Regions from separate parts of the Mus musculus genome. Here all the other regions are linked to region 2. The links are chromatin loops, found by intact Hi-C in ENCODE. Cell type or tissue: gastrocnemius. All regions are shown on one strand. Each heading gives the region's core, and the rest is flanking DNA. Links, peaks and the distances in the headings are about the cores only. Region 1 holds the start of Zfp51 (zinc finger protein 51). Region 2 overlaps Zfp53 (zinc finger protein 53). Region 3 has its middle 11 kb from the start of Vmn1r235.

Region 1 (10,642 bases), core at 1,846-9,845, 65 kb after region 2:
TAACACAGAGAAGGAATAAGAATACTAGCAATATTCCAAACAGAAACAACATAAAAAAACAAAAAACCAAAACCAACAAAAACAAAAGCATTGGGAATAAAAACCCCATGAACAAAAAATGTGCCCACTGTGGCTATCAATATGGGGAATCCTCAATTAAGCAAGTGTAGGAGATGAGACAGCAATTCCACTCCTTGGCATATGCTCCAAACACTCAAATCCTACACCAGAGATACATGCTTACTCATGCTCACTGGTACTATATTCACAACAGCTACAAAATGGAAACAACCTAAATGTCCTTATCTGAGGAATGGAAACTGAAAATGAGGTAAATATGCACTATGGAATATGATGGAGATGTAAAGAAAACTGAAATCAAGAGATTTGTAGGTAAATGGATAGAACTAGAAAAGATGATTCTGAATGGAGTGACCCTGACCCAGAAAGACAGATACTGCATGTTCGCTCTCATAGGAAGTTCCTATCTCCAAATTGTCAGAAGTGAGTTTATAACCTGGAGTCACTGCAGTAACCAGAAAGGAAAGCGAGACCTTGGTGGGATGTTGGGGAATAATAGAGAGGGAAATAACAGGGAAATGTGATTTGAAGGAAGAAGTTGAAAAACCACGGCAGGGATATAATTATGGAAAAAGGCAAGACATAAACATAGAAGAAATAGGGTAAAATAACTGTAAGCTTGTCAAGAAAGTCATCAAGAATCATACTGCCAAATCCATCCACCAAAAACGTCTATATAATAATATAATCAATAAAGAAGCATATGGATTGAACAGACCATGCTTGTACTGGCTGGTTTTGTGTGTCAACTTGACACAGCTGGAGTTATCACATAGAAAGGAGCTTCAGTTGAGGAAATGCCTCCACGAGATCCAGCTGTAAGGCATTTTCTCAATTAGTGATCAAGGGGGAAAGGCCCCTTGTGGGTGGTGCCATCCCTGGGCTGGTAATCTTGGGATCTATAAGAGAGCAGACTGAGCAAGCCAGAGGAAACAAGCCAGTAAGTAACATCCCTCCATGGCCTCTGCATCAGGTCCTGCTTCCTGACCTGCTTGAGTTCCAGTCCTGACATCCTTTAGTGATGAACAGCAATGTGGAAAGTGTAAGCTGAATAAACCCTTTTCTCCCCAACTGCTTCTTGGTCAGGATATTTGTGCAGGAATAGAAACCCTGACCAAGACAATGCTCAACAGGTGCTGGGGGGGGGGGCAAATGTACACATATTAAAAAGCTTTAAGTGTAGGTCATGAGATAATGTAAATTTAATATACACAGGTTTCCATCTTCCCTAGATACTACCCACATTCAAATTCCTAAACAATAAATGCATTTCTTTCAGTAATTTCTTGAAATTAAGTAGGCAATATTCTCTATGCTAAACATGTAAACAGATTACAGCATTCAAAAAAGGAAAATGACAGCAGAGATTAAAACATATTTTCTACAAAAATTTATTTCATATCTAAAAATACAAAATACCAAGACAGAAGGAATCTTTTTTTAAATACCATGAATATGGACTGCAGTAAAGATGAGATGACCATAATTACGCTAGTGAAAGAAAAATCAAGACAAAAGTATTAAAATAGGAAATAAAGAGTATTAGCAAATGATAAAATGCTCCTAGATACCAAGTCCTTGATCATCACAAGTGCATGTTACAAAACCCAGAATGCAGACTGTCGTGTCAGAACTCACTGGCAGGAGTCTATCTGTCCCTAAGGGCAAGTGAGGATTAAAGAAAGGGGAGGCAGAAAGATGATACAGAGGTAAGAGATCGATTCTGGAGGAGTGTTAATGAATACTGAAGCAGCCCTGAGTGTATTTTGCATAACCATTTTATACTCCACAAGCTAGCAGGAACAGCTGGTGACATCTACACAGTAGATCTCATCCATTGGCCTCCCTGTTCCTTTCACCAAGGACCATAGCATCATTCATTCCTTGCCTTGAGCCTGAGGTGAATGTCCTCCTAACTTTCTACGCAACAGCAGGCCAGGAAAGCTTGACAGCAGACCCTGACCTGCCTTGACAGAAAACAGGAGACTGCAGAAGATGTGAAAAGTGGCACACTGCCTCACGTGCTTCTCACACATGAGAACACAACTGAGAAGGAGGCTTCTCTTCTCCAAGACGCCAAGCAACTCCTATTAAAATTCCACTTGCATATTTTACAGAAAGTAATCCTGAAATTACCAAGGAGCAGCACAGAGCTAGAAAATAGGAAGAGGATCACACCTAGAGGTGATTTCACAGTATATTACAATCACAGCAGTGGAAACCACTTGGAATTGACGTGACAATAGACAGTAGAAGATATCCCTGGAAAGACAGGATAGACAGAGTTTACCTGTCTGCAACATAGTTCCTGATTTTCATCAAAACTCTGTTGGCATTATTTTAAGGAATGGAGGAATTAACACTAATAGGTAGAGAATATCAGGGCTGCAGAGATGACTCAATGGTTAAGAGCACTGTCTGCTCTTCCAGAGGTCCTGAGTTCAATTCCCAGCAACCACGTGGTGTTTCACAGTGATCTGCAATGGGATTCGATGCCCTCTTTTGGTGTGTCTGAAGACAATGACAGTGTACTCACATAATATAAGACAAATAAAGAAATTTAAAAAAAAAAAAAAAGAGAGAGAGAGCACTGACTGCTCTTTTGAAGGCCCTGAGTTCAAATCCCAGCAACCACATGGTGGCTCACAACCACCCGTAATGAGAGCTGACACTCTCTTCTGGTGTCTGAAGACAGATACAGTGTACCTATTTATAATAATAAATAAATCTTTGGGTTGGAGCAAGGAGGGCCAACCAGAGCGCATGGGACCAACTGGAACAAGCAGAGGTCCTAAAAATCCAATTCCCAACAACCACATGAAGGCTCACAACCATCTGTACAGTTACAGTGTCCTCATATACATAAAATAAACAAATCTTTTAAAAAAAGAAGAGAATGTGCTAAAATACCAAAAGCTCCACAAATCATTAAACATTACATCTAGAAGTATTAATTTTTATCATTTTGTAATACATTAAAATCACTGAAATGAAAACCATTTAATATTGGTATATAGACATAATCAGTGATGTGCATGGAATAAGGACATCATCACTCACATGCATGATCAAATACATTTTTATTGCCTCCTAGGATCAGTTCTTTTGTAGAAAGTCTTCTCATCTCTACAATGGTACAGTCCTGAGGAGATTTTTCTCCAGAATCATTTCCAGTGAAACAGAACGTAGCAAAATGGATATTGTGTCCCACTATAACATTCACTTGAACCCCCTGCCATCCCTCACCAATCCTCCAAAATACCTGGATCCTTAGTGACTGTCTCCTCCATCTACATCTTCCAGGGCTCTTTGCTCTGCTCCACAGGTGAGCAGGTCTGGGTGATCAGTGAGCCCTGCACATAAGAAAGAGATCTTCAGCAAGCACCTGCATTTCTTGCACAGTACTGTGCTCAGTAGATGTTATGCAGTGTCAGAATACTGAAAATATTTAGAAAGCATTTTCAGTTAGTGTAACTGAAAACTCTCTTCCAATCACAGTTCAGCCAAATCTGAGGGGCAGAAATGGAACTGAATGACTGGGATGAGAATATTACACACTAGTGAGGTTCCAAATTTATCCTGGACTAAAAATGATGGAAGTCCTATTCTCCCAAAGGAGCTAATGCTTGCAGAGGACTTGCCACAAAACCCTGAGGAGTGAAAGTACAGTCCTGAGGAGATTTTTCTCAGTGAAAGGCGGCTGAAGCAAACTATTCTCACCCACACAAACCAGAATACTGTAATTCTACAACCTCCAGTCTCTGTACAAAGCACTCCCAGCATGGTGCTGACACTGCCCCTCTTTCTGGCAGAAGTCCACAGTCACACTGGTGGCCGTGAACTGACCACAAAATACAAAACAACAGTTTGAATAGTGGTCCTGGTGCACACCTTTAACGCTAGCACTCAGGAAACAGAGTCAGGTGTAACTCAGTGACTTCCAGTCCAGCCTAGTCTACATGACAGGATGAGTTCTGGGCCAGACAGAGGGACACAATGGGTTCAAGCCACAGACAAAACAAACACAGGAACTAAGCCAAACTAAACCAAACCAAACCAAAAAACAGTTTGTGTTCATGGACAAAGTGGTTTTCTAGAACTAAGGAGACAAAATACTTTTGCTGTCTTTTTTCTGATATAGAAGAGCTAAAGTAATTATTTGAAAGATGATTTATAGTACCATCATATACAATATAATACCTTTTCTGTTTTATTTCTTTTTTCCTTTTCCTTCTCCCTCTTCCCACTGACATTTCTCTGTGGTTCTAGCTGTCCTTAAACTCCCTTTATGTACCAGGGTGGCAAGGAACTCCCAGATCCAATTGCCTCAGTTTCCTAAGTGTAGGCATTAAAGGCTTGTGATTAAAGGATTAAAGGGTTATAGGATACAGGGATTAAAGGATTAAAAACTGGTTTATAATGTCCTTTCTAACTGTGAACTGTAGCAGATGTGCAACTTGGTTATCATGTTGGTCCCCTAACAACTGGAGCAGAGGCTGTCTCTGACTCTGTTGACTGCCTTTGGATCCCCTTTCCCTAACTGGGCTGCCTTGTCTAGCCTCAATAGCCTCAGTGCAGTGCCTAATCCCACTGCATCTTGATATGCCAAGGAGGGTGGATATCCACAGGAGGCTTTCCCTTCTCTGAGGATAAAGAGAGGAAGGTGTAGGATAGGGGGAGGAAGGTAGTGGAGGAGTGAGAGACTAGAAGGAGAGGAAGAAGTGATGACAATCACTTCTAGTTATATTTACAACTATATCTACGAAACTCGCAACAAATATACGCTGAGATTCAGTTACATTTCCAGCCATTCCTTTCATGAGTAATAGCTAAAAGCTCTCTGGGGATGTTAAGTCACCAAGTATGTCCTGGGTATAACAGTGGAGTTAGCATGGATGTAAGTAAATTTAAAGAGCTTTATCCTTTATCTCAACAAAGAGAACTGGTTTGCAAACTTCAGTAGATAAACTAAAATATTCTACTATTCTACTATTTTGAATATTTTGGCAATCATTTGGTCAATGAAAAACACATCAGGATTATTTCAGTTTATATGCACTAAAATATATCGAGCCAGCTTACTTATGAACACCAGAAAAACTGATCACGCCCTGCTCTCTTCCGGCCCCTTCCCAGCCCCGTAGCTCCTTTGACTTGGGAGGTTTCTGAGCTATGGTTCCAGCTGCTGTGCTGCTGACTCTCCCAAGATGCCCCGCGCGGCACACGGCTGGCCGGCGTTTTACCTTCCCCTAAATTCCTCCCCGTTCTGCTATCCCAGGTCTACACTACGCGATTCCCTACGGTGCAGGGCCGTGAGCTCTGGACGTGAACAGGTCGTTAACACTTTTGGCTTTGGTTCTCAACTTACCTGGCTTCACTCACCTAGTTTCCCAGCTTCCGCTCACGTCACTCCTCTAACTCCTCCCACTCAACACTTTTCTACACTTCCTGGTAACGTCCAATGTGCTTGCACCCTCCGTTTCCGGGTGAGTGGCCCTGCCCCGCGGAGACCCGTCCCTCCCACTTTGTCTCTGGCTGCCTTCCACACAGGCCCAGCTGTCAGCTCGCCCAGCCTCCCCTCATGCTTGCTGCTAGCTAGACCAGAAGTGGATCTGGTAGGACTTTGCACCCCGATATCTGACCCCCATAGTGAGTTCAGAACCATTTAGATAAATGACCGGAAGCCTAACACCTCCTGGACTTCCAGCCGCTGGAATACATACTTTGTACCAAACAACAACAACACAGGCTAAATTCAGAAGCCCAAGTCCCATCCCCAAAACACAAACATGAGAAGCCAAAAGCAAATCCTAAAATTTTGACTTGGGAGAGACTTTTAAAGAACTTGGAATTTGAAAAGAAATAGGTGTCTCAAGAATTCAGTGGCTCTTTGCTATCCGCCCAGGGCCGAATTCATCCTGTGCTGTACTGATGTTACCACTAGATGGCGGTCTGTCATTTTACTAACTCAGAAAGGAGTTAGTCTTGTGATTTATGCTTAAAGTGAGAAAAACCAATTCTTTCTTTCTTTCTTTCTTTCTTTCTTTCTTTCTTTCTTTCTTTCTTTCTTTCTTTCTTTCTTTCTTTCTTTCTTTCTTCCTTCCTTCCTTCCTTCCTTCCTTCCTTCCTTCTCTCCTCCCTTCCTTCCACCCCTCTATTTATTTATTTATTTATTTATCTATTTATCTCTTTCTCTCTTCCTCCCTCCCTCCCTCCCTCCCTTTTTTCTGGAGTGTTGAATGCAGAGACCTTAACTTGCACAGATGCAAAAAATAAGGTATATGGTTCTAGTCTTAATATAGTCAGTTACTAGTTAGTTCATCTAGCTTGGTGAACACCAAAGAAGAGGTGGTTAGGATATAAGAAGGAAAAGAGGAGAGGATGGGCTAAGACACACTATTCTCTAGACTCCATACAATTATTGTAATCAGTAACCAACAGCAGCTGTCTTTATGTTCACTGGCCTCACACAAGACCACAGTCATTCTAGGAACTGGAACAGCTCACTTTACCTCCCAGAGGTTGGCTATGGATAGATTGTAGGAGAATAATCACTACCTTTAGTTGTCATCTTGTGCTGAGCACATCAGGCTCCAACACATAGCTCCTATCTTACTGGGTCCCTGGCAATATGAATAGAGATGAACACAATCGAGAGGTTTGTTGGAATTGTAAATCAGAAGAGCAGAGTTTTAGGAGTGGAATATGTACTTTATATCAAAAGTATACCAAAATATTGGGCAATACTTGATGTGGACATACAAATGCAATATGCAAGTGTGAAATAGCTAATAATAGAAAACTTGGGGGAGGTCATTCATTCACTCACTCATTCATTTGAGAAAGGTTTTCTTTGTGTAACACAATTATTAATGAAGTGTGCTACCATGCCCAGTTCAAAAAACATTTTTTTAAAAGAAACATATTTATTTCTTTTACATGAGTGCTCTATCTACATGTACACCTGCATACCAGGAGAGGGCATTGGATCCCATTACAGATGGTTGTGAGTCATGATGTGATTGTTGGGAATTGAACTCAGGATCTCTGGAAGGCTACACAGTGCTCTTAACCTCTGAGCCATCTCCTGAGCCCCTCAAAGTTGTTTTTAAATTACATCAGTCTATAATTTCTTTTTAATTGTATCAGTATCGGGTGGAGGACTTCTATTTGTTAAATTGTTTGATTGTTTTTGTTTTTTATTTTGTTTTTGCTTTTCAGAGCCAGGCTGTCCTTGAACTCACTAAGGTCAGCCTACTCTGCCTCTGAAATGCTAGGATTAATGGGATGGTCCACCAAGACTGGCTCAGAATCTGGGTTAGTATCAGGTAATAGTTAAGAGTCAGGAAGTTTTTCTCTTTTGTATCAATAAGTGGTAGCTGTTAAGTCACTTTGAAATTGGTTTTTTGAAATAAAATCCTGTCAATCTTGTTGTGGGGTTGTTTCAAAGATGGCATTTTATGCCCAACAGTGGGTAGGGGGAACTACCTCCAGTAGATAGAGGTGGAGGGACAGGCTTGCTGACCTTCAGTAAAAATTTTTGACCAAGAACTGTTCCTATTTAAAAGGAATGCAGGGGCAAAAATGGAGAAGACCGAAGCCTAGCATGGCTCTCCTCTGAGAGGCTCTACTAGTAGCTGATTGAGACAGACACAGGATAGCTTACACCTGACCATTGGACTGAAGTTGGGGGGAGGGGACCCTATAGTTGGATTAGAGGAAGGATTGAAGAAGCAGTTGGGGAGGGCAAACCCATAGGAAGACCAGAAGTCTCAACTAACCTGGACCAAAGGGAGCTCCCAGAGATTAGCCACCAACCAGGCGGCATATATGGGCTGGTCTGAGGCTTCCAGCACATATATAGCAAAGGATTGCCTGGTCTGGCCTCAGTGATAGATGTGCCTAGTGAGGCCCCAGGGAAAGGGGAGGTCTGATTGGGGGGAGGACCCTCTCAGAGGCAAGTTGGAGGAGAAGTGGGATAAAGAACTGTGGGAGGGGAGACCACGGAGCAGGGGCGGGGGAGTAATGTCTGGAATGTGAATAAATAAAATAATTTGTTTAAAAGGTGGAATTTTCTAATTGCTATGTGTAGTCACATTGCTATATGTAGTCTTGTTAATATTATTTATTTCATGTTGTTTACATTCGATATGTTATATGTCCTGGAATCTCACCTATTTCAATTAGATTTTCCAGTTTAGTGTAATAGAAGTCTTTATTATCAGTAGACGTAAGATCCTATTGTTACTCATATTTTAAATGTTGAGCCTTTACCTTGGGTAATGGTGAGGACATTACAAGATGATCGGTGGTGGCACACAACTTTAACTCCTCCCTGAGGAGGCAGAGTCTGACAGATCTCTGTGAGTTCAAAGCCAGCCTGGTCTACTGTGTTTCAGGTCAGCTAAAGTTACACAGTGAAACCCAGTTGAGAGAGAGAGAGAGAGAGAGAGAGAGAGAGAGAGAGAGTTATGTGAAGTTATGTGTACATGTAAGCCTTCAAACCCAGCTCTCTGGAGGTAGAAACAAGGGAATACCTGAGTCCAAGCCCAGCCTGGTCTATATAGAGGGTCCAGCCAGGTGTTAATACACAGATAGACCCTGTCACAAAGTAAAGCAAACTCTTTCCTGAGGAATAGCTTTATGGTACCAGAAGTACCATTCAAGATCTAAGTACTGCTAGACAACAACTGCGCATTCTGGTGTTTACCATAGATGCAGTGATTCTACTAGAATCCCAGTACAGACATGCATGTGTGCAATAACACATTAGAAACAGGCCATGAATTTGAAAGAGAGCGGTATGGTATTTGGGAAGATTTGGCAGGAGAAAGGAGAGAAAGCAAATGATCTAATGATAGGATAAACTCAAAATTAAAAATGTAAAACCAAAAACAACAACAACAACAACAAACAAACTTAAACACATAACAAAGCTACACTAAAGCCAAACCAAACAAGCAAGTTATACACCTCTCAGGAAAATGCAGACTAGGACACGTTAAACTTCTATGATGCTCTACTTACAGTGTCAATTATCAGGGGTAGAAATGATAGCTAATGTTGGTTATAAATATGGAAAAAGGAGGTTTCACACTGCTATGAGATAAAAAAAAAAACTAGAGAATCAACTTTTGAAATCAGTCTAGATGTCCACCCCCAAATAAACGAATAAATGAAAGAAAGAAAACTTCTGTGTGACCCAGTTATAGCATTGATATGTGACACTATTTCTGTGGAAACAAGGACAAATATCTACTTATCCCAGATAAGTAATCAGTGACAAATCAATGTCTGGGAACCAACAGAGTCCAATTTGGTGAACCAATGTGGTTTCTTTTTCAGGGATATTGTGTGTGCATGTATGTCTGTGAGCCATGTGTGTTCATAATGCTTGCAGAGGCCAGAAGAGGGCATTGGATCCCCTGGAATTGAGAATACATAGTGATGCCCATTTGAGGGTTCTGGGAATGCAAAGTGAGTCTTCTGAAAGAGCAAACAGTACTCTTAGTCATCAAATCATATCTAAAGCTCATCAGTGAGATTTATTAGGGGGACTTTGAGTGTGGGTGAAGGGCTACTTACAGAAGCACAGACTGATTGACATCTGCATCACACTGTGAGGGTTATCTAATGAAGCTGCAAAACTGGGGACCTCTGCACGGCTTGCCAGAAGCTCACCTGATGTAGGAAGTGTGTCTTTCAAGCCACTCACTAACTCCTCCGGGCAGCTTATCCTGTCTTACCAAGTTCAGGCAGCTTGATTGGTACCTGCTTCATGGCTGGTTTGAGCCATCATCTTCTCTGACATCGTCAGCAGTCCTTACTGACTGTATATGCTTGATGCAGGAGGTCACTAGTGAATCTTGCCGGTTTTTCAGACTTCTTGAGGGTACTAAGTTGTCTATTTCTGAGCAATGGGAGATTCTCTAGAGGATGGACAGTTCATGTCCCCTCCATTCACTTGCCCTAAGACATCCAATTAATTTCCTTTAAGACACTATTTTTAAAGTGGTTTCCTTCATCATGATAAGGATAATCTCAGAGAACTCTGATATGCACTAACCACTCCTGGGCATGAAATCCAAGGACTTTCTATCTTATCAATGAGCACTTGCTCATCATACTCATTGCTGCTTTATTCAGTGTCTAGACAATGGAATCAGCTTAGGTATCCATCAACTGACACGTGTGAAAATGGAAATGTGATACATATCTGTAGAGCATTGTAAATAAAAATGAAAGCGTAAAATCAGGATGCAAATTTAAGCAACCTGATAACATGGTGACTATGGAGGCTGACTGGTCCTCAACAATCAGCAAATGTTTCCTCTCACATGTGTGCCTTAGCTTCAACATTTTGTTTTGTTTGTCAAAGTAAGACTGTATGTAAAAGGTATGCAGCTAGAAATGGACCATCAGTGGGAGATTCAGGAAGAAAGGATGGACAGTGGAATACAGGTGATAGGGAATTAGATAGTGGTAGTACGACTGGCTGAGAGGAGCAGGGGCTGCTGAAAGGTCAAACCAAAGGAGATGTCCATGGGGCCCCTTTCATTTT
Region 2 (10,642 bases), core at 1,145-9,144:
GAAATTCCTAGCCAAATGGATGGACCTGGAGGGCATCATCCTGAGTGAGGTAACACATTCACAAAGGAACCCACACAATATGTACTCACTGATAAGTGGATATTAGCCCCAAACCTAGGATTCCCAAGATATAAGGTACAATTTGCTAAACACATGAAACTCAAGAAGAATGAAGACTGAAGTGTGGACACTATGCCCCTCCTTAGAATTGGGAACAAAACACCCATGGAAGGAGTTCCAGAGGAAAAGTTTGGAGCTGAGATGAAAGGATGGACCATGTAGAGACTGCCATATCCAGGGATCCACCCCATAATCAGCATCCAAACGCTGACACCATTGCATACCCTAGCAAGATTGTATTGAAAGGACCCAGATGTAGCTATCTCTTGTGAGACTATGCCGGGGCCTAGCAAACACAGAAGTGGATGCTCACAGTCAGCTAATGGATGGATCACAGGGCTCCCAATGGAGGAGCTAGAGAAAGAACCCAAGGAGCTAAAGGGATCTGCAACCCTATAGGTGGAACAACATTATGAACTAACCAGTACCCCGGAGCTCTTGACTCTAGCTGCATATGTATCAAAAGATGGCCTAGTTCACTGCCAACCATTGGACTGAGCACGGGATCCCGAATGGGGTCCCCAATGGAGGAGTTAGAAAAAGGAATGAAGGAGCTGAAGGGGTTTGCAACTCCATAGAAAGAACAATAATATCAGCCATTTAGACTTCCCAGAGCTCCCAGGGACTAAACCACCAACCAAGAAGTACACATGGAAGTATCCTTGGCTCCAGTCCAGTCATATATGTAGGAGAGGATGGCCTTGTCAGGCATCAATAAGAGGAGAGGCCCTTGGTCCTGTGAAGGATCGACACCCCAGTATAGGGGAATTTGCGAGCAGGGAAGCAGGAGTGGGTGCGTGGGGGAACACCCTCATAGAAGCAGGGGAAGGGGGGAAGGGTTTCCTGGGGTGGGAGAACCGAAAAGGGGACAACATCTGAAATGTAAATAAAGAAAATATCTAATAATTTTTTTTTAAAAAAGAGTATACCATATGGGTTATACAATAACAAATGTTCATCCTTGAAAACATACAGACTGAGCAGGCTGTAATTTTATGTTTAGGAATCCACACAAACATACAACAGTAGTAAAAGAAAACTTATTAAGAAATAGTAAATGCCCATGTAAAGTCAAGGTTTTTGATCATCTAAATAAAAAAAAAAAAACTACAATAAAAAACTGAACAGGAATGGCTTCATATCATTTTCTATCATTATTACTCATATAAATAAAACTTAATAGGGCGCTAGAGAGATGATTCAATGGTTTTGAGCAACTGTTATTCTTCTAGAGATATTTCAACAAGAATGGAACAGAAAATAGAAATTAGTAAAGGGAGAGAGAGAAAAAGAAAAAACGAACAAAGAAACAAACAAAAAATTTAAAATCCCTGAATGAACTAACCAAACGTATGTAAGGTCTGTACAATGAAAACTTTGAATCGTGGAAGGAACTGAAAAAGACACTAACTAGAAAATGAAAAGATACCTCACACAGACATAATGAGACATAGTACTGGGAAATCTGGAAGCTCAAACTCCACGACACTGTCCTCAATATACTTCACAGTTACAGTAAGGAGAGCCTAGAATTTATATTGATGCACAAATTCCCGGGTACAGAAAAACCTCAGGAATATGTTACAATGCTCATGTAGTCCTAGTGCGATTCCAGATCAGCTCAATGCGGTAGAGCAGCGAATCCAGAACCTGCCCAAGAGCAATGACCATGGGAATGCAACCGAAACACCACAAATGTGTTGCAGACCAGACAGCCTCTTCAAACAATGGTACTGGGAAAAGTGTCTATGGGCATATAAAATATGAACCTGGGTCCAATTTTCTCCTATCATACAAGGAATCAGACTTTCATGTGTGATCTGAAACAGTGAATCCTGTAGATTAACAGAAATAGGCAACACTTGATATAAGAACTGACTGACAAAATATACTATGTAAAAATTTAAAATTCAGGGAAATAGTAAAATTAAGTATGAAGAGATAGCTTATCCAGCAGATATATTTACTTTATGTGTTTATAGTATCTATATATTATATTTATTATATTATATTATATATGGTATAGTATAGTGTAGAATAATGGACTAAAATCCAGAATCTATTTAAAAGCAAATAAAAATATAATCAATAAATAAGTATATTCTGCTTATTTATTTTGCTCAGCATCTGCTGGAAGGGAAAATGTGCACATATTAAAAAGCTCTGCACATATTAAAAAGTTCATAAGATATAAAAGATATATAATATAAAGAGATTCCAGTTCTACCCAGTCAGTGTCCATACTCAAGTTCCTACACAATAACAAATGAACTTCTTTCAATTAATATTCCCTATACTAAACAGGTAAACAGACTACACTACGCAAAAAAGAAAAATGACAGCAGATATTAAAAGATATTTTCTACAAAAGATTTCATATCTAAAGATAAAAAATATTGAGAAAGATTTCTTTAAATGCCATGAATATGGGGTTCAGTAAAGATGGCTAGTGATCATAACTATAGTAGTGACAGAAAAGTCAAAAGTATTAACATACAAAGCAGAGAGTATTAGGAAATGGTAAAGAGTCCGTTAGATAAAAAGTCCTTGATCAAGAAGGGTGCATGTCACCAAACACAGAATGCATATATCCGCATCAGACAGAAAACAGAAAAATATGTAAAACCTAAAAACTGGTACATTGCCTCTTGTGCTTTTCAGACATGACTAATATCTAAAAGTTCTACAGGGATGCCAAGTCACTAAGTATATATATATATACCCTGGGAGTTAGCGTGGATGAGTGTAAATTCCAAGAGCTTGGTCCGTTTCACCTCAACAAAGAGAACTGATATTCTCTTAGAATATTCTAATAAGAATATTTTGGTAATCAGAAGATCAAAACAAAAAACAAGCAAACAAACAAAAACCAGGATTACTCCACTTTATATGAGCTAAAATGTATCCACAAGGGAAGACATCCACCGCAGAATTTCAGAGCCAGCTTCCTCAGGAACAGAAAAGAAACTGCTCCTTCCTGTTTCCTAGCCCAGCAGCTCTGGTAGCCTGGCTGCAGTTCCAGCTGCGCTGCTGATTGCTGACTGACTCTCCCAGGATGCCCCGCGGCACCCGCGGCACCCGCGGCAGCCAGGAATTTTAGTTTCCCCCAAGTCCACCGTATCTTTCGACCCCAGATCTGCACCACGCGATTACCCACGGTGCAGGACCGCGTGCACGGGGGAAACCTGTCGAAGCGACTTCTGGCTTTGGCTCTAGGTAAAACTTCTCAAACTTCAGTAATTTAGCGTCCCAGCTTCCACCCACGTGTTTCTCCTAATTCCTCACACTCTACACAGTTCCCCTACACATCTCCATTAAGTCGAAAATCCTCCCAATGTGCTTCCGGATCTCCGATCTCCAAATATGTTTCCGGGTGAGCATCTGCGCCCCATCAGAGACCAGTCCTTCCCACTTTGTCTCAGGCTGCCTTTCACACAGCTCCAGCTTTCAGGCTGCTCCGGCTCTGCACAGCCTCCACACACTCTTGTGAGAGCGCCGACCACAAGTGTTTTTGGAAGGACGCTCCACCCGGTATCTGAGCCCCACTCGGGGTTCTAAACCCTTTAGATAAACGACAGCTCCCACCCCCGCCCCACCACCACCAAAACTGGAGCAAGAGCTGTCCCTGAATTAGTTGAATGCCTGTGGATTCCTTCCCCTAACCCAGTCGCCTTGTCTGACCTTAGTCAGAGAGGATATGCTTAGTCCTGCAGTGATTATGTGCTGGGCGGGAGGGGCTGGGGGGCGCTAGTGAATACAGGTGTGGTGGGAATCCCTCTTCTCAGAGGAGAATGGGTGCGGGGAGGGGAAAAGCTGCGAGGGACTGGGGAACTGATTTGGGTAAGGTGAATTATAAAAAAGACAAACAGCCTAACGTCTCCACTGGACTACCAACCTCTGGCTTATATATTTCATACCAAACAATAATAGACTAAATTCAGAAGCGAGAGTCCCATCCCCAACACACAAACATTAAAAAGCCAAAACAAAATACTGAAATATGAACTTGGGGAGAGATATTTAAAGAACTTGGATTTTGAAAAGAAGTAAGTGGTAAGGCCTTTGCAACAGCCTAGGGGTGAATTAATCCCGCGCTGTACTGATTTCCCCAATAGATGGCGGTCTTGTCATTTAAGTCTTCTGTGACAGCGATGCTTTGAGAGGAAAAAAAGAGAACGTTCTGTTTTCCTTTTTTTTTTTAAATGGAGTGGTGAATGCAGCCTCTTGGCTGTCGCAGATGCAGAAAATAAGTGAAGTATGTGTTCCCAGGCCTAAAAACGTCAGCTACACCACCCCATCTCTAGCTCTGGGAACAAGGAAGAAGAGGTGGTTAGAAAATAAGGGAAAGGTTAAGACACACCATTCTCTAGACTCCATACAAGTATTGTAATCAGTAACCAATAGCAGCTGTCTTTACCTGCACTGGCCTCACACAAGACCACAGTCAGTCTAGGAAAGGGAACAACAGCTCCCCTTACCTCTCAAACATTGGCTATGGATAGATTGTAGAAGAGTCACTCACTGTCTTTAGTTGTCATCCTGTGCTGAGCACATCAGGTTCCAATACATAGCTCCAAACCCAGTCTCACAAATGGCTCTGGTTCATCTCAGTGGATCACAAGCAATATGAATAGAGATGAACACAGTAGAGTGACTGTTGGAATTGTGGACCAGGATAGTGGAGAGGTAGGAGGTGAGAGTGGGCAGTATTAGATATGCCCATATGCACACACACATTCTGTGTATATATTCATATGAGTATGAAACAGCTAATAATAGAAATGGGGGCTCATTCATTCATTTATTGAATGTAGACAAGGTTTTCTGTGTAATCCTGTGTTTAATGGTATGTGCTACCATGCCCAGCTCAAGTTTCTTTGAAAAGACCACATGAGTGTGGAATTTTTGTTGTTGTACCAGTATCTGGTGGGATTTTTGTTTGATAATTAATTGGTGTGTTTGTCCATGAGGGAGACATTCCACCATACCATGATCATTATTTAGTTAAATGTAAAGGAATAGTTAGAGTAAGGAAGTCTTGTTTTTTGTGTGTGTTTCAAGAAGTATTAAATGTTAAGTAGCTTTGCGGTTAGCTCTTCTTTGCAGTTCTGATAGAATCCTGTCGATCTAATTGTGGGGTTAATTTCAGGGTTACATTTTATAATTGCTTAAGTCACATTGCTACTTTGTGGGGAGCCGCCCTCACATTCGCCGTTACAAGATGGCGCTGACATCCTGTGTTCTAAGTGGTAAACAAATAATCTGCGCATGTGCCAAGGGTAGTTCTCCACTCCATGTGCTCTGCCTTCCCCGTGACGACAACTCGGCCGATGGGCTGCAGCCAATCAGGGAGTGACACGTCCTAGGCGGAGGATAATTCTCCTTAAAAGGGACTGGGTTTCGCCATTCTCTCTCTTGCTCCTGAAGATGTAAGCAATAAAGCTTTTGCCACAGAAGATTCCGGTTTGTTGCGTCTTTCCTGGCCGGTCGCGAGAACACGTGTAAGACTACTTATCATCTTGTTTATATTATTTATTTCATGTTATTTACATTTGGTGTCTTATATGCACCTGGAACTTCATCTATTTCAAGTTAGTGATTTTATGCAATAGAAGTATTTAATGTGAGTAGAAATAAGATCTACTTGTTAACTCATTTCTATCAAGTGGGTTGTGCCCTTACTTTCTGGAATTGTCAAGACATTAAATCTTGGCAGTGGTTGTGAAAGCCTTTAATCCCAAGGACTCAGAAGACAGGCAGTCAGATCCTGTGAGTTCAAAGTCAGTCAAGGTTAGACCCTGTCTCTTCAAACAAACATACCAACAAACAAAGTAATCAGAAACAGTTACGCTTCATTGGGCAAGGTCATGCAAGCCTTCAAACCTAGAACTCATGAGGTAGAAACAGGGCAAGTCTATGTTCAAGGCCAGCCTGATCTACATACGGAATCTAGGCCAGCTAGTAATACAGACAGACCCTATCTCAAAATACACCAAACTCCTCTCAGAGAATTAGCTTGTGTGATACCAGAAGAAGCATGTAAAGCTCTAAAGGAAGAATATCATGAACAGTTCTACCCAGCTATAATGCCTATGAACCACATTGATGATCACCGTGTCAGGATAGCTCTAGAGGTTCAGTAATGGCAAGTTCACCTTGGTGAAAACCAACAGCTCTCTAATTGGACTTAAGATATTCATAACAACAGGGAAACTATGACTGGTACTGGAAAGCTAGCTAACTTCTCACTGCTGGTGAAGTTACGAATCTTGGAGGAGAACCAACCACCACCAATTTACTAATTCAGATTTGTTCCTAATAAAATTTAAATATTTTTTCTCATATCCACAAATAAATATAGTTTTCTTCCCTCAGTAAGGAAATTTTCCTTCCAACAGAGAGACCACTACAAAAAAATCTACAACTGCAAAATGTAGAGTTGTTGAGCCCACATATGATGGATATATCTACAAAACACTCATGCACCTAAGGCTCAAGGAATATTTTTGAAGATGGGCTATTAATATTCAAGAGGCAGAGGATCAAGGAGTTTGCTGTGAGATTGTTTCACCTAGTAATGCTAGGAGCTATATCCATAAAATTTCAAAATCATGACTGCTCAAACAAGAGCTGAACAAGCACAACAGCAATGGACATGCCAAAGTGGATGGGGAAAAGTCCACAAGGCCTCAATCCCTATGGAGTGTACTACAGGCAACTGACAATGCTGGCAGCAGGAGCCTCCCTCAGGGAGAGAATACCAACGAGTTATCCAAAGCCAAATGGTCAGCATTGGAAACATATACACAAGTAGTATAAGACAGACAGACAAGGTTAGATTTAGGAATATATATGTTATACATAAATTATACGTAATACACTCATACATATTATACATACAATAATAATGAAATGACAAGGCACGAATTTAAAAGAGAGCAGGAAAGAATATATGCAAGAATTTGGCAGTAGGAAAAGGAAATGAAGCATGATGTAGTTACACTATTATTATAAAATTTTACAGTACAAAAAAAAAAACAGAACAGAAGTAAAACAAACACAAGAAACCCAGACAAAAATAAAAAAGTTTGTAAAATTATCAGTGGAATTCAGACAAGGATTTCTTTAAGCTAACATGCTCCCCTAATTACAGTGTCCATCATCAGGAATGTTAACGACTCTTGGCATACACATGTGGGAAGGAGGCCAATACTGCTGGGGAGTGAGAACTAGAGAATCCACTCTGAAAATCAGTGTATATATTCTCAAACAAAGAAAGAAGTCTGGGTGTCACAGGACATAACTAACATGTGGCACTATTCCTGTGGAAACAAACACACACATATACTTATCCCAGATGAGGAATCAATGACAAATCAATGTTGGGAACCAACAGAGTTCAACTTGGGGCACCAATGTGGTTTCTTTCTATTGATGTTTCATCTGCATGTATTTTGGCGAACTATGTGTGTTCCTGGTGCTCACAGAGTCCAGAAGAGGGCACTGGATGCCCTGGAGTTAAGGTTACAGATTGAGTGCCCATGTGAGGGTGCTGAGAACTCAGAGTGAGTCTTCTGAAAAAGCAGACAGTGCTCTTAACCACTGAGTCATCTCTAAATGTCAGCGGACCAGTTAGTATAATGTGTGACTTACAAGAGTGTGGGTGAGTAGCTACTGATAGAAACAAAAAGGACCGAGTAACAGTTGCTTCACCCTGTGAGGGTGGTGGCTAATGAAGCTGCAAACCCGGGGACCACTGCATAGCTTGCAGGCAGCTCACCTGAGGTGGGAGGTTTGTCTTTGAGGCCACTCACTACATCCTCCAGACAGCTTGACCTGTTTTGTCTGATTCAGGCAACTTGACTGGCTGGGATCTGCTTGATGGCTGGTCTGAACATGTTCTGCGAAGCTCATTTTGTCTGATAGTGTCAGAGTCCATACTGATTATATATGCTTGAGGCAGGAGGGCACTGGTGAATTTTGCCAGTTTTGGGGACTTCCTAAAGCTGTTAAGTCATCTTTATCACCTTTAGTTTCTGGTGATTTTTTGTAGGATAGAATGTATCATCTCCCATAAGAACATCCATTTATTTACCTCTGTTTTAATATCCTATATTTTAAGGAACTTCTTCCAAATTGGAAGGTTTAATCTCAGTAGAAGCTGATGCATAACAATCACTTCTGGGCACAACCTCCAAGGACTCTCCATCTTTACCAAGGAGCACTTGCCCATCATGTTCATTGTACCTTTATTCACAGTATCTAGGCAATGGAATCAACTCAGATGTCTTTCAACTGACACATGCATAAATAAAACTGTGATACTTAGGTACAAAGGTGTATTACTCAGGTGTTAATAAAATGAAACTGGGAAATCTGGAAGCAAAAGTACATTTCTGAAAATTATGATGAGTGCTGCTGCCTAGTCCCAGCAGGCAAACATCACATTTCCACTCATGTGCATCGTAGCTTCAAACTTTTGTTTTGTGTGTCCTAGTGAGACTTCATGTGGAGGCCAAGATGCTAGAAATGCACCTGTCGTAGAGGGATTCAGGAAGAGAGGGTGGATATTAGAATATAGGTGATGTGAAAATAGAGTGGGAACACTGGGTACATAATGACTTAAACATATAGTGGAGTGATGGGGAAGAAAGGGGGCTGCTAAAGCTCCACTCAAATGAGAGATCCATGAATAACTACATGGAACCTTACTGTTTCGCATCCCATGTAAAAACATGTAATCAAAGGGGAGAGCAGGACACATGTGCTATAAAAGATTGGGGCATTGGACAATGTGTAATGTGTTTAACTGGAGATGAGGACAGGAAGAAAGAAGAGTGGGTGGGTTATCCAAAGTAAGGCTTTATGAAAAAGCCTTATGAAACGCCACTATCTTACAGGTTATATAGGAAATATGATTTTAAAGCCATTGAGCTGCTGTGTCACACTTAGTTAAATAATGCTACTGCCAGATGCCAGGGCTATTAAATGGAGCTCTCTGTACCAGATATTTCTATCTGCTTAGGACTTACTCCTCAAGGGGGGGGGGGTCACAGAAGCACCCCAAACAAAACAGGTCATTGTCAGTTCTCTTGCATGGCCGTCCTAAGCACATGGTGCTATTGATGACATCAAACACGTTGGTTTCGAGACAGAGAACAATCTTGAACTTACCAAGAAACTCTCCGAACTGGCTAGCTTTTGTAGCATTACAAGGTCTAGTACAGGCTGCTGGAAGAGAAATGATGTCATGGTCTTGCCCTTGAACCATGTACCCTAAAGTACCAATTCACTATCCAAGATGTGTGAACTCATACAGATGCACCTACCTCTATGTACAGAGCATTGCGATGGATGGTGTGGCATCATCGCATCCTTAGCCTTTGAGGTATTTCTAAGCTGTATGTCAGCATTCCAGCTATCACATGCACAGCCTATCTCATTACAGTTTGCCTCTTTCTTGATATTTGTAAGGGTTAACTCTATTATGAAGATTTTGTAAGTGAATGAAAGATGAGAATTAAAACATTTTCCTTCATGATGAATTTTCTTTAATCTCTGCAATTTTAGCACTATTTTGTAAAGCATTTGTGCAATTCAAAATATTTGTGTGAGATGTAATTTCCAAAGAGACATGGGAATTATATAAAATATACTTTAACATAGTTTCTCAGAACTATGAACTTTGTGATATACACTTTAATTACATACATGTTTGCTAATTGCTAATGTTATCATATGTTATTCATATTTACCATTTTTTTATTTTTATTTTTAATTTTTTTGAGACAGGGTCTATATAATCCTGGCAGTCCTGAAAGTCACTATGTAGACCAGGATGAACCCAGACTCAGTGATCTGCTTGTCTGTGTCTTCTAAGTGCTACAATTAAAGTCATACACCATCTTGCCTGGCATTATTATGAATGGTTAGATGTTACATAAGTATTTTTGTTATAGTTCTTTCCAGGGATGGGAGAGAAAAGTCAGTGGTTAAGAGCACTGGTTGCTCTTACAGAGAACAGGTCCAATTCCCAACATATAAATAGCTACACAGAACTAGGTGTACTGCCAACTTCAGGGGATCTGATGCTCTCTTCTGGCTTCTACCCACACCAGGCATACATGTAGTGCACAGAGAATACTTCCAGGCCTGGCAAACATACACATTAAAAAAATAAATAAAAAGCTTTTTCCACAGTTATAATTACAGAATTTCATGTTAATATAAACTTTTATTTTTTTTTTAAATTTAAACCTTAACTAAAGGCTTTCAAAAGCCTGTTATTTTTATGTTTCTATTATTTATACTGTTGTGATTTTTAAGCAGGGAACACCAAATAAATGCTATGTCACAATAGTTGCAATGGTATTTTTTTCTCCAGTATGAACTCTCTGATGTCTTCTCAGATTTGAAATCTGGATAAAGGATATGTCACAGTCTTTGCATTTGTAAGGTTTCTCTCCAGTATGAATTTTCTGATGTGCTCTAAGATATGAGCATCGAGTAAAAGATTTGCCAC
Region 3 (10,642 bases), core at 973-8,972, 240 kb after region 2:
AGAGAAAGAGGGAGAGAGTAAGGAAAGTAAAAGTTTAAGAGACTGAGGAGAGAGAGTAAGAGAGTGAGGAAGGGCCAAGCAGCCCCTCTTATGTTATCTTGTTATCTTATGTTATCTTGTTATCTTGTCATCTTATGCTTGTTATCTTGTTGTTGCTAGGTATGTGACTACTAGCCATGATTTCCCTGTTGGGGGGTGTGGGGGTGGTAACTTCAACAGGAACCAGAAGTCCAGGAGACATGAGGGAACAACTTCTGTCCCATGTAGGTGAATTATCACCACTGGGTTTCACCAGGGTTGACAGCCTCAGCTCGACTGGAGACCAGCCTGTCTGTACATAGCTCATTGCCCCACATATCCACTATAAAAATTAATATTATGTTTCCTTAGAAAGTTGGGAACAGCCAGGGCCCTTAAGTCTGGAGCCACTTCTGCAACCCTTTATTATTATTTTTTTTATAATCTCACATTTTCTATGGTAATGTATGGATGATAGAGGTAAGCACTTTCAGATGCTGGCGAGGATGTGGAGAAAGGGGAACACTCCTCCTTTGCTGGTGGGATTGCAAGCTTGTACAACCACTCTAGAAATCAGTCTGGCGGTTCCTCAGAAAATTGGACATAATACTACCAGAAGATCCAGCAATACCTCTCCTGGGCATATAGCCAGAAGATGTTCCAACTGGTAATAAGGACACATGCTCCACTCCACTATGTTCATAGCAGCTTTATTTATAATAGCCAGAAGTTGGAAAGAACCCAGATGTCCCTCAACAGATGAATGTATACTGAAAATGTGGTACATTTACACAATGGAGTACTACTCACCTATTAAAAACAATGAATTTATGAAATTCTTGGGCAAATGGAAGTATCTGGAGGATATCATCCTGAGTGAGGTAACCCAATCACAAAAGAACTCACTTGATATGCACTCACTGATAAATGGATATTAGCCCAGAAACTTAGAATACCCAAGATACAATTTGCAAAACACAAGAAAATCAAGAAGAAGGGAGACCAATGTGTGGATACTTCATTCCTCCTTAGAATAGGGAACAAAATACCCATGGAAGGAGTTACAGAGACAAAATTTGGAGCTAAGAGTTAAGGATGTACCATCCAGAGACTACCCCACCCGGGGATCCATCCCATAATCAGCCACCAAACACAGACACTATTGCATATGCCAGCAAGATTTTGCTGAAAAGACCCTGATATAGCTGTCTCGTTTGAGGCTATACCAGTGCCTGTCAAATATACAGAAGTGGATACTCACAGTCAGCTATTGGATGGAACACAGGACCCCCAATGGAGGAGCTAGAGAAAATACCCAAGGAGCTGAAGGTGTCTGCAACCCTATAGGTGGAACAACAATATGAACTAACCAGTACCTTGTGTCTCTAGCTGCATATGTAGCAGAAGATGGCCTAGTAGGTCATCACTGGGAAGAGAGGCCCCTTGTTCTTGCAAACTTTATATGCCCCAGTACAGGGGAATGCCAGGGCCAAGAAGTAGGTGTGGGTGAGTAGGTGAGCCGGGGGGGAGGGTATAGGGGACTTTCAGGATAGCATTTGAAACGTAAATGAAGAAAATATCTAATAAAAAATTGAAAAAAATAAAAAAGAGGTAAGCATTTTCACACTGGGCCACTTCTTTGGCATTTAAAACACTTATTTCAAATTTTATTCAGTAATTAGTTTGTATATTCATTCATGTATTCATGTTTTTGGAAACAGGACTCATCCGGCATGTAGGATACCCTAAAATTTTTTTAAATAAACAGGCTAGTCTTATTCTTTAGCCACTTTGTCTGCCTTCTTTAGGCTAGATTATGGGCACTTCTCTTTGGTAACCTGCAGAGTACCTTCTTGCCCCCAACACTATAGTAGCTGGGGAGAAGGCTCCATGTACACGATTCTCCATGTTGAATGAGTTGTATAGATGTTGTCCTTGTCAATGGGTCTTTGCTATCAGTTTACTTATCTTATATAGCCATCATGAAACTTTTTAATTTAATTTTTTCTTATTCACTTTACATCCTGCCCACTGTCCCCCTCCCAGTCACCCTCTCCCATGCTCTTTTCCCCTTCCCCTTCACTTCTCCTATGAGCAGGTGGGACCCCCCTTAGATATCTCTCCTCAACCATGGTACTTCCAGTCTCTGTTGGACTAGGCACATACTCCCCACTGAGGTCATCCAGGCAAGGCAGTTCATCTAGTAGAACATATCCCACATACAGGCAAGAGCTTTTGGGATAGACCTGTTCCATTTGTTCAGAACCCACATGAAGGTCAAGCTGCATATGTGCACATATGACTCAGAAGGCCTGGGTACAGCCTCTGTTTGTTGTTTGGTTTGTGCTTCAGACTTTGAGAGCCCCAAGGGTTCAGGTTAGTTGACTCTGTTGGTCTTCCTGTGGAATTCCTATCCCCTTCAGAGCTAGCAATCCTTCTTCTTATTCTGCAAGAAGCCCCAAGCTCTGTTCCCTGTTTTCCTGTGGTGTCTGTATCTGTCTGAGTCAGCTGCTGGGTGATGCCTAGCAGATGACAACTTGCTACTGACTGCAAGCATATCAGAATATCATTAACAGTGTTAGCAATTGGTGCTAACCCATAGGATGGGCCAGTTATTAGTTGGCCATTCCCTCACTCTCTGATCCCTCCCCATTACCTACACTATTTGTAGACAGGATAATTTCTGCTTTAAAGGTTTTGTGGTTGGGTTGGTGTCACTATCACCCCATTGGGGTTCATATCTGGGTTCTGGAGGTGACCTCTTCAGGTTCTGTTTCCCCAATGTAGTCACAGCAGCAGTCACTCCCAGTGATTCTTGTGCAGAGCAGTTGGGCCCAAAACTCAATAGCTCCACCCTTGTTCTTAGATGCTGGGGGAGAGGGGGTTGTATAACAATTCTTGGCTTATCACCCATTCTTGATTTTCTTATTTCTACTCAGTGTACTGATCTGGTATTTGAAAGACTTTCTGACAGAGAGACCAGGGTTCTTTCTCCCTCAGCTACAGAGCTTTATAATTGTCTTATGTAATAGTTTTTATATAGCAAAGATTGGCTTCAAACCGACTACAGGGCCAAAAATAACCTTGAACTTCTAATCCATATGCCTCAATTCTTTGAATTCTGAGAATGCAGGCATGTGTCAATATATATTATTCATGCAACATTAAAGAGAGTGCCCAGGGTTTGTGATTTTAGCCAAGGACTCTCCTCAATTGAATACAGCTAGAGAACTCCTGCCTAATACTAATCAAGAGACCATCCAACTCAGCTGTTTATTCCACAACAGATTTTATAGTTGCAACAAGTTATTTGCCATGAGGTCCTCTACAGTCCCCTTTTTAAAAAATATATTTTGTGCGTGTGTATTGTCAGGAATGTCTATACTGCTTGTACTTAGGACCATCTGGGTCACATGTGAAAAACAAACAAACAAAACAGGAACTCAGGCAAGTGTGCTTGCTTAGACCAGTCATCTTACCGGGTGGAATGCTGAGGCAGGTTGATTATTGGACTTTGGAATTTCAAATCAACCTAAATTGCAGAGCTGTTGTTCAAAAACAATTCAAAACTCTGTAGGGCAGGATCAGTAGAAAGATATCCTATTATTCTTTGATTGGGTCTTTTCATATTTTCCTAAATTTCTTGGGTGTTTTGTATTAGAATCTTTTTAGATCTGGTATTTTCTTTGATCCATGTATCAAATTCTATTGTATTTTCTATGCCTGAGATTCTCTCTTCCATCTCTTGTACTCTGTGCATGATGCTTGTATTTGTAATTCCTATTCTCTTTCATAGATTTTCTGTCTTCAAATTTGCCTCCATTTTGTGTTTTCTTTATGGCTTCTTTTTCCATCTTTAAATCCTGAACATCTCCTTCATTTCCTTCACCTGTTTGATTGTATTTTATTTATTACTTTAAGGAGTTTAATTGTCTCCTCTTTAAGGGATTCTACATGTTTGATTGTACTTTTCTCTATTTCTATAAAGGATTTATTTCCTTTTTAAAGGCTTTTATCATCTTCATAAGATGAGATTTAAACTCTTGCTCTTCAGGTGTGTTAAGATATTTAGGGTTTGCTCTAGTAAGAGAGCTGGGTTCTGATGGTGCCATTTTGGACTGGCTTCTGTTAATTATGTTCTTGCCCATGCCTTTAACAATCTGGTTGTCCCTGTAAGTAGCAGGCTTTTGGTACTGTTTGCTCTGGGTATGAGCAGCATCCATGCAACCCCGCCCCGCTGCAGAGTCAGGCATAACTGTGCGTTGAGAAATGGAGTGCTGTTTCAAGTTTACAGGTAGAGCTATGGACTGGAAGGAAGATGGAACTCTAAAAGGACTGGGCAGACCTCAGGGCTGCTAGGCTCGCTGGGGTCACAGATGTCTGAGGATTGGGGCCTAGGTGTTTCTCCTGGGTAAGAGCAGACTTCCCAGGAGCCAGGCAGAGCTGTGGGCCTGGACCTGCGAGTGGTGAGACTGCAGATAGAGGTGCAGGCTGGAAGGAAAATGCTGCTTTGATGGAGCAGGTCTATAACCACCTTGGAGTTTACAGAAACAGCCTGTGATAGCCACCTTGTGGCGAATTCTGAAATTACAAACTTGAAATTTTCTGACACCTGTTGAAACCCAATTATTGTTGTTCCTCCTATGGGGCTGCAAGCTCCTTCAGCTCCTTTGGTCCTTTCTCTAGCTCCTCCATTGGGATAAGATAGGGGATATTCGGAAGGGAAACCAGGAAAGGGGATAGCATTTGAAATATAAATAAAGAAAATATCTAATAATAAAAATGAAACCTATTTATTAACCTGCTGTCCAATATTAATTGGGACTCCAGTTACTCAAAGATATAAAATAGTCCTGGAACACTGAATACACACAGATATCTGTGGGATCAGTCTGAGAGTAGTGTAGGAAACATAATAGTCCCATAATAAAATAAGAATAGTTTATATAGGTACATGCTGAAAAGAGGGCTTGCATGGAGCACTCATTTGTTTACATAACTAAATTACTGCTTTCCTTGTAGAGATATCTTTCTCATTCCCAGGAGGACGTCAAGATCTGACTTTTACTTCTTTTATAAGCTGGAAAAGTATTAAAAACATGAAAAAGTAATGAATGCCAATTATCATCAGTGGGTCTGAATTTCTCTAGGACATTGACTCTCCAGGACAAATTAGGCTAGTAAGACATTACTGGAAACTCAAGTTATCCTCAGACAAGGCTAATATCCTTCATTTGACTTAATAGTGAAATTGACATCTGGGGTCAAAATGTTTATGTAAGTTCTACTCAGACCTTTAATACTGTAAAATGGGTTTTTTTCTGGAACCAATCATAAATGTGCTAAAGAATAAAAAGGCTAATTTGTTGATTGATTGATTGATTGATTGATTTTTCATAATAAGGGTCAGCCAGTTGTAGGAGATCAAGAACATTTTTTTTTCTCAAGCTATCACTAGTCCCCTTAGAGCTATTACCGACAACCTCTGTGTTTGAGCCAAAATCTAAATTTCTCTCAGCTTAAATTTTTGAAATGCAGTTGCTTAGACCACTAGCTTCCAATAATCTCTCTAAGGAAAACAATCACCAAATATCATTTGAAACCTATAGCAGATATGTTTGCTTTGCTAAATGACTTTCCCAGAAATGTATCTGGCTAATATAAATGCAACTGTCTAATGAAAACTGTTTGCCCCAGAATGCTTCTTGTTTGTGTGACCTGCACCATCATCAAAAGCAACACAGGGAGGAAAGGTTTCTTTAATCTTACAGCTTACAGTCCATCCTGGAGGAAAGCCAGGCTAGGAATGAATCTAGAGGCAGGAATTGAAGCAGAGACCTTAGTAGAACTCTGCTTACTCCCTTGCTCTTGCTGTCTTGTTTCTTCTTTCCTAATGATTCTAGCTTGTGTCAAGTTTACAGTTATAACACCAACACCCCCACAAAACACCAACCTCTACCAAAAAGCAGCACACTATTCTAATTTCAAGCCTGTACTGAAATAAGAAGAGCTGTGATGATTAGAAGGAGGGAAAAACTATAATCAGGATATATTGTATGAGAAAAGTCTCTTATCTTCAATAAAAGAACAACAACAACAACAACAAAAGAGATGGCTTTTTCTAAGCTTCAAGACTAGCTCTACCATTTTCAAAGCATTTGTAAAGGAAGCTAGCCAGGAGATGTGCAGGGGAGGAAGTCACATAACTCAAGCTAGCCTTACAGATGCCAAGTACCTAAGGGTAGTTTAGAACTCCTAACTCAATTACCTCAACTTTTGAAGATCTGAGATAATTCCAAAACATGTGCCACCGACTCTAATTTATAGTCCCTAATATTCCTAATAATTGACAACACTTTATATAATAAACTTTTACATACAAATCAAAATGTTTTATAATAAAGTCTATAAGTAGATAGCACATATCCAAAATGAAATGACAATTTAAAACCTAGATTAAATATTTTAGACAATTTGAAGAGTCTTTTTTTTTTTTTTTTTTGAGTAGGATTGTGGTTCAATCGACCAAAGTTTCTTGCTCATGTTTTCTATTGACACCCTGTATAGGGCATGAAGTTTCAAGTCACAAGGTATTCTCTCCATCTTTAACAGAAAACAGCTCCATGATCCTCTGCATAGATATGTGAGGACAAAGGCAGTATGATTTCCAAGAATGGATTCAGAAACTTTTAATTAAAATAAATTTGATTTGAGTTTATGAAAAAAAAAAGAGATGGCTTTTTCTAAGCTTCAAGACTAGCTCTACCATTTTCAAAGCATTTGTAAAGGAAGCTAGCCAGGAGATGTGGTGAAGTGAAGACTTCAGTTTCTCTTACAGAATGCTTAGTTAGTTTGATTCTGTGAAGCAATGGGGAGGCTCTCAAAAAACTGTATTCTAGTTCTTGGGCAACTTATGCCTTCCTCTGTCCTATTCAGGCTTCAACATATTTGTGGAATACAGGGATACACAGAATACACAATACACTTGAAATTAAATAACCAAATGAACTTTGAAAAGAAAATTATTTTGATGTAAATAGTCTTGAGATTGGAGTCATTTTCTTTTTCTTTCTCTTCTTTCTTTTTTCTTTCTTTTTTGATTTTTTTGTTTGTTTTTTGAGACAGGGTTTCTCTGTGCCATCCTGGCTGTCCTGGAACTCACTCTATAGACCAGACTGGCCTTGAACTCAGAAATCCACCTGCCTCTGGCTCCCAAGTGCTGGGATTAAAGGTGTGCACCACCACTGCCCAGCTGGAATCATTTTCAATTGAACATTTTGTAGTTTGGTTGACATAATAAATGTTGCCTCCATCCTATACTTCCATGTAGGGTCCTCTGGTTCTGAAGTCTATGATCAGACAATGCAGTGGACAGAATGCAGTTCATGGATCTTGCAATGGGGTTGGTCTACTTATCACAGACTCTAGTTGGAATACTTGGGAATTTTTCTCTTATTTTCTACTCTGCCCTCCTTTCACAACATCTAGATTAAAATCCACAGATTTGATTCTGAAGTATCTGATTGTGGTCAACACCTTGTTCATACTACTAAAGGAGTATGTCAAAGATTGGCTTTGATGGTGGAATAGGGTAAACCAGGACAGGAAGCAAAGTGGCATTGGCAAGGTTCAGTCCAGATACTGACAAGGGCTGCTCCCTATGGCAGCCAGTGATTAGAGAAGAGAAAGGGAAGAAACCAAACACAAAAGCACACAAACAGAATGGTTGAAGCAAGTTCAAAAGATTTTTTCTTAATCCAATTTTATACCCTTTAAGATGAAGTTTTTTCTATTAGGAAGAAAATTACCTCATAGCCACAAGTGACACATATTCTAGAAATAGTTATCACAAGAACATAACATATTCTTTTTTATTAGATATATTCTTTATTTACATTTCAAATGTTATCTCCTTTCTCAGTTCCCCCTGAAACTCCCTATCCCCTTCCTCCTCCCCCTGCTTCTGAGGATGTTCCCCCACCCACCCATCCACCCAAACCCACTTCCTGCCCTGGCATTCCCCTACACTGGGGCATTGAACTTTCACAGGACCAAGGGCCTCTTTTCCCATTGATGCCAAAGTCATCCTCTGCTAGATTTGCAGCTGGAGCCCTGGGTTCCTCCATGTGTACTCTTTGGTTGGTGGTTTAGTCCCTGGGTGCTCTAGGGGTATTGTTGGTTGACATTCTTTTTCTTCCTATGGGATTGCAAACCCTTTCAGCTCCTTCAGTCCTTTCTCTAACACCTCCATTGAGTGCTCCGTACTCATTCCAATGGTTGACTGTGAGCACACAACTCTGTATTTGTCAGGCCTTGGCAGAGCCATTCAGGAGACAGCTATATCAGCATCCTGTCAGCTAGTACTCCTTGGCATCCACAATAGTGTCTGGGTTTGATGGCTGTATATAGGATGGATCCCCAGTCAAGGCAGTGTCTGGATGGCCTTTCCTTCAGTCTCTGTTCCACACTTTGTCTACATATTTCCTCCTGTGAGTATTTTGGCCCTCTTCTAAGAAGTTTCAAAGCACCCACACTTTGGTCTACCTTCTTTTTGAGCTTCAAGTGGTCTGTGAATTGTATTATGGGTATTCTGAGCTTTGGGGCTAACATCCACTTATCAGTGAGTGCATACCAAAGGTATTCTTTTGTGACTATGTTATCTCACTCAGGATGCTATTTTCAAATTCCGTTCTTTTGCCTAAGAAGTTCATGAAGTCCTTGTTTTTCATAGCTGAGTAGTACTACATTGGGTAAATGCACGGTACTTTCTGTATAAATTCATCTATTGAAAGACATTTGGGTTCTTTTCAGCTTCTGGCTATAATAAATAAGGCTGTTATGAACATAGTGAATCATGTGTCCTTGTTATATGTAGGTGCATCTTTTGTATATATGCCCAGGAGTGGTATAGCTGGGTCCTTAGGTAAAATTATTTCCTGTTTCCTGAGGAACTGCCAGGCTGATTTCCAGAGTGGTTATACCAGCTTGCAAACCCACCAGCAATGGAGGACTGTTCCTCTCTCTCCACATCCTTGCCAGCATCTGCTATCAAAGGAGTTTTTGATCTTAGCCATTCTGATTGGTGGGAGGTAGAATCTTGGGGTCATTTTGATTAGCATTTCCCTGATGACTAAGGATGTTGAATTTTTCTTTAGGTGCTTCTCAGCAATTTGAGTTTCTTCAGTTAAGAATTCTCTGGTTAGCTCTGTTCTGCATTTTTAATAGGGTTACTTGGTTCTCTGGAGTCTAACTTCTTAAGTTCTTGGTATATATTGGATACTAGCCCTCTATCAGATGTAAGATTGATAAAGATCTTTTCTCAATCTGTTGGTTGCCTTTTTGTCTTATTGACAGTGTCCTTTGCCTTACAGAAGCTTTGCAATTTTATGAGGTCTCATTTGTCAATTCTTGATCTTAATGCATATGCCATTGGTATTCTGTTCAGGAAAATTTCCCAGGTGCCCATGTGTTCTAGATTTTTCCCCACTTTCTCTTCTAGATTCAGTATATCTGGTTTTATCTGTAGATCCTTGATCCACATGGACTTGAGCTTTGTACAGTGAGATAAGAATGGATCAATTCACATTCTTCTACATGCTAACTGCCAGTTGAGCCAGCACCATTTGTTAAAAATGCTCTCTTGTTTCCACTGGATGGTTTTAGCTCCTTTGTCAAAGATCAAGTGACAATAGGTGTGTGGGTCCATTTCTGAGTCTTCAATTCTATTCCACTGATCTACCTGCCTGTCATTATACCAGCACCATTCAGTTTTTATCACTATTGCTCTGCAATACAGCTTGAGGTCAGGGATGGTGATTTCCCCAGAAATTATTTTATTATTAACAATAGTTTTGGCTATTCTGGTTTTTTTTTTTGCCTTCCCAGATAAATTTCAGAATTGTTTTTTCCATGTCTTTGAAGATGTGTTGGGATTTTGATGGGGATTGCATTGAACCTGTAGGTTGCCTTTGGTAGGATGTCCATTTTTAGTATCTTAATTCTGTCAATCCATGAGCATTGGAGATCTCTAGATTTTCCAAGATCTTCTTTGATTTCTTTCTTGAGAGACTTGAAGTTATTATCATACATGTCTTTCACTTGACTGGTTAGAGTTACCTCAAGATATTTTATATTATTTGTGGCTATTGTGAAGGGAGTTGTTTCCCTAATTTCTTTTTTAGCCCGTATATCATTTGTATAAAGGAAAGCTACTGATTTATTTGATTAATTGATTTTTCTGATTTTACTGATTGATTTTATATCTGGCTACTTTGCTGAAGTTGTTAATCAGCTGGACAAGTTCTCTGGTAGAAGTTTGTATCTCTTATGTATACTATCATATCACCTGCAAATAGTGATACCTTTATTTCTTCTTCTTTCCATTCTGATTATTCTTAGACTTGGTCTTTTCATTGTGTCCTGAATTTCCTGGATGCTATGGGTTATGAGATTTTTATGTTTTGAATTTTCTTTGACAGTTGTGTTAATATGTTCTACAATATCTTCTACACCTGAGATTCTCTCTTCTATCTCTTCTATTCTTTTGGTGATATTTGCATCTGTAATTCCTGAGCCCTTTCCTTGTTTTTTCATTTTCAGGTTTGGCTCCATCCATGTTTTCTTT

The links. A loop is a pair of places that touch in the nucleus more often than their neighbours do. Peaks named below come from ENCODE experiments on the same cell type or tissue, not always from the same donor. Only the 100,000 strongest peaks of a DNase experiment are listed, where the experiment ranks them.
Region 1: a loop joins it to region 2, with 4 times the contacts of the local background. A loop is called at or near these places in 19 of 42 quality-filtered maps.
Region 3: it touches region 2 in a loop (8-fold over the local background); 22 of 42 quality-filtered maps call a loop at or near these places.

Annotation. Positions count from the first base shown.
Region 1 is chr17:21,445,229-21,455,870 of GRCm38, reverse strand. Zfp51 (zinc finger protein 51) reads right to left here and starts at 5,497. Exons shown (of 5, transcript NM_009558.4): 1 at 5,450-5,497; 2 at 3,344-3,434. The coding sequence starts at 3,371. In gastrocnemius, for the core only: a CTCF peak has its summit at 6,011 (motif pointing right); DNase peaks (open chromatin) are centred at 3,879, 4,683, 5,594 and 5,999; H3K4me3 peaks cover 1,601 bases; H3K27ac peaks cover 1,877 bases.
Region 2 is chr17:21,509,490-21,520,131 of GRCm38, reverse strand. Zfp53 (zinc finger protein 53) reads right to left here. Exons shown (of 5, transcript NM_013843.3): 5 at 9,655-10,642. The coding sequence ends at 10,467. Among named protein-coding and RNA genes, the nearest start is that of Zfp52, 21 kb to the left of the region's middle. In gastrocnemius, for the core only: a CTCF peak has its summit at 4,231 (motif pointing right); DNase peaks (open chromatin) are centred at 3,164, 3,513, 3,916 and 4,227; H3K4me3 peaks cover 1,910 bases; H3K27ac peaks cover 2,620 bases.
Region 3 is chr17:21,266,223-21,276,864 of GRCm38, reverse strand. It overlaps the pseudogene Vmn1r-ps149. Among named protein-coding and RNA genes, the nearest start is that of Vmn1r235, 11 kb to the right of the region's middle. In gastrocnemius, for the core only: a CTCF peak has its summit at 4,596 (motif pointing left); a DNase peak (open chromatin) is centred at 4,560.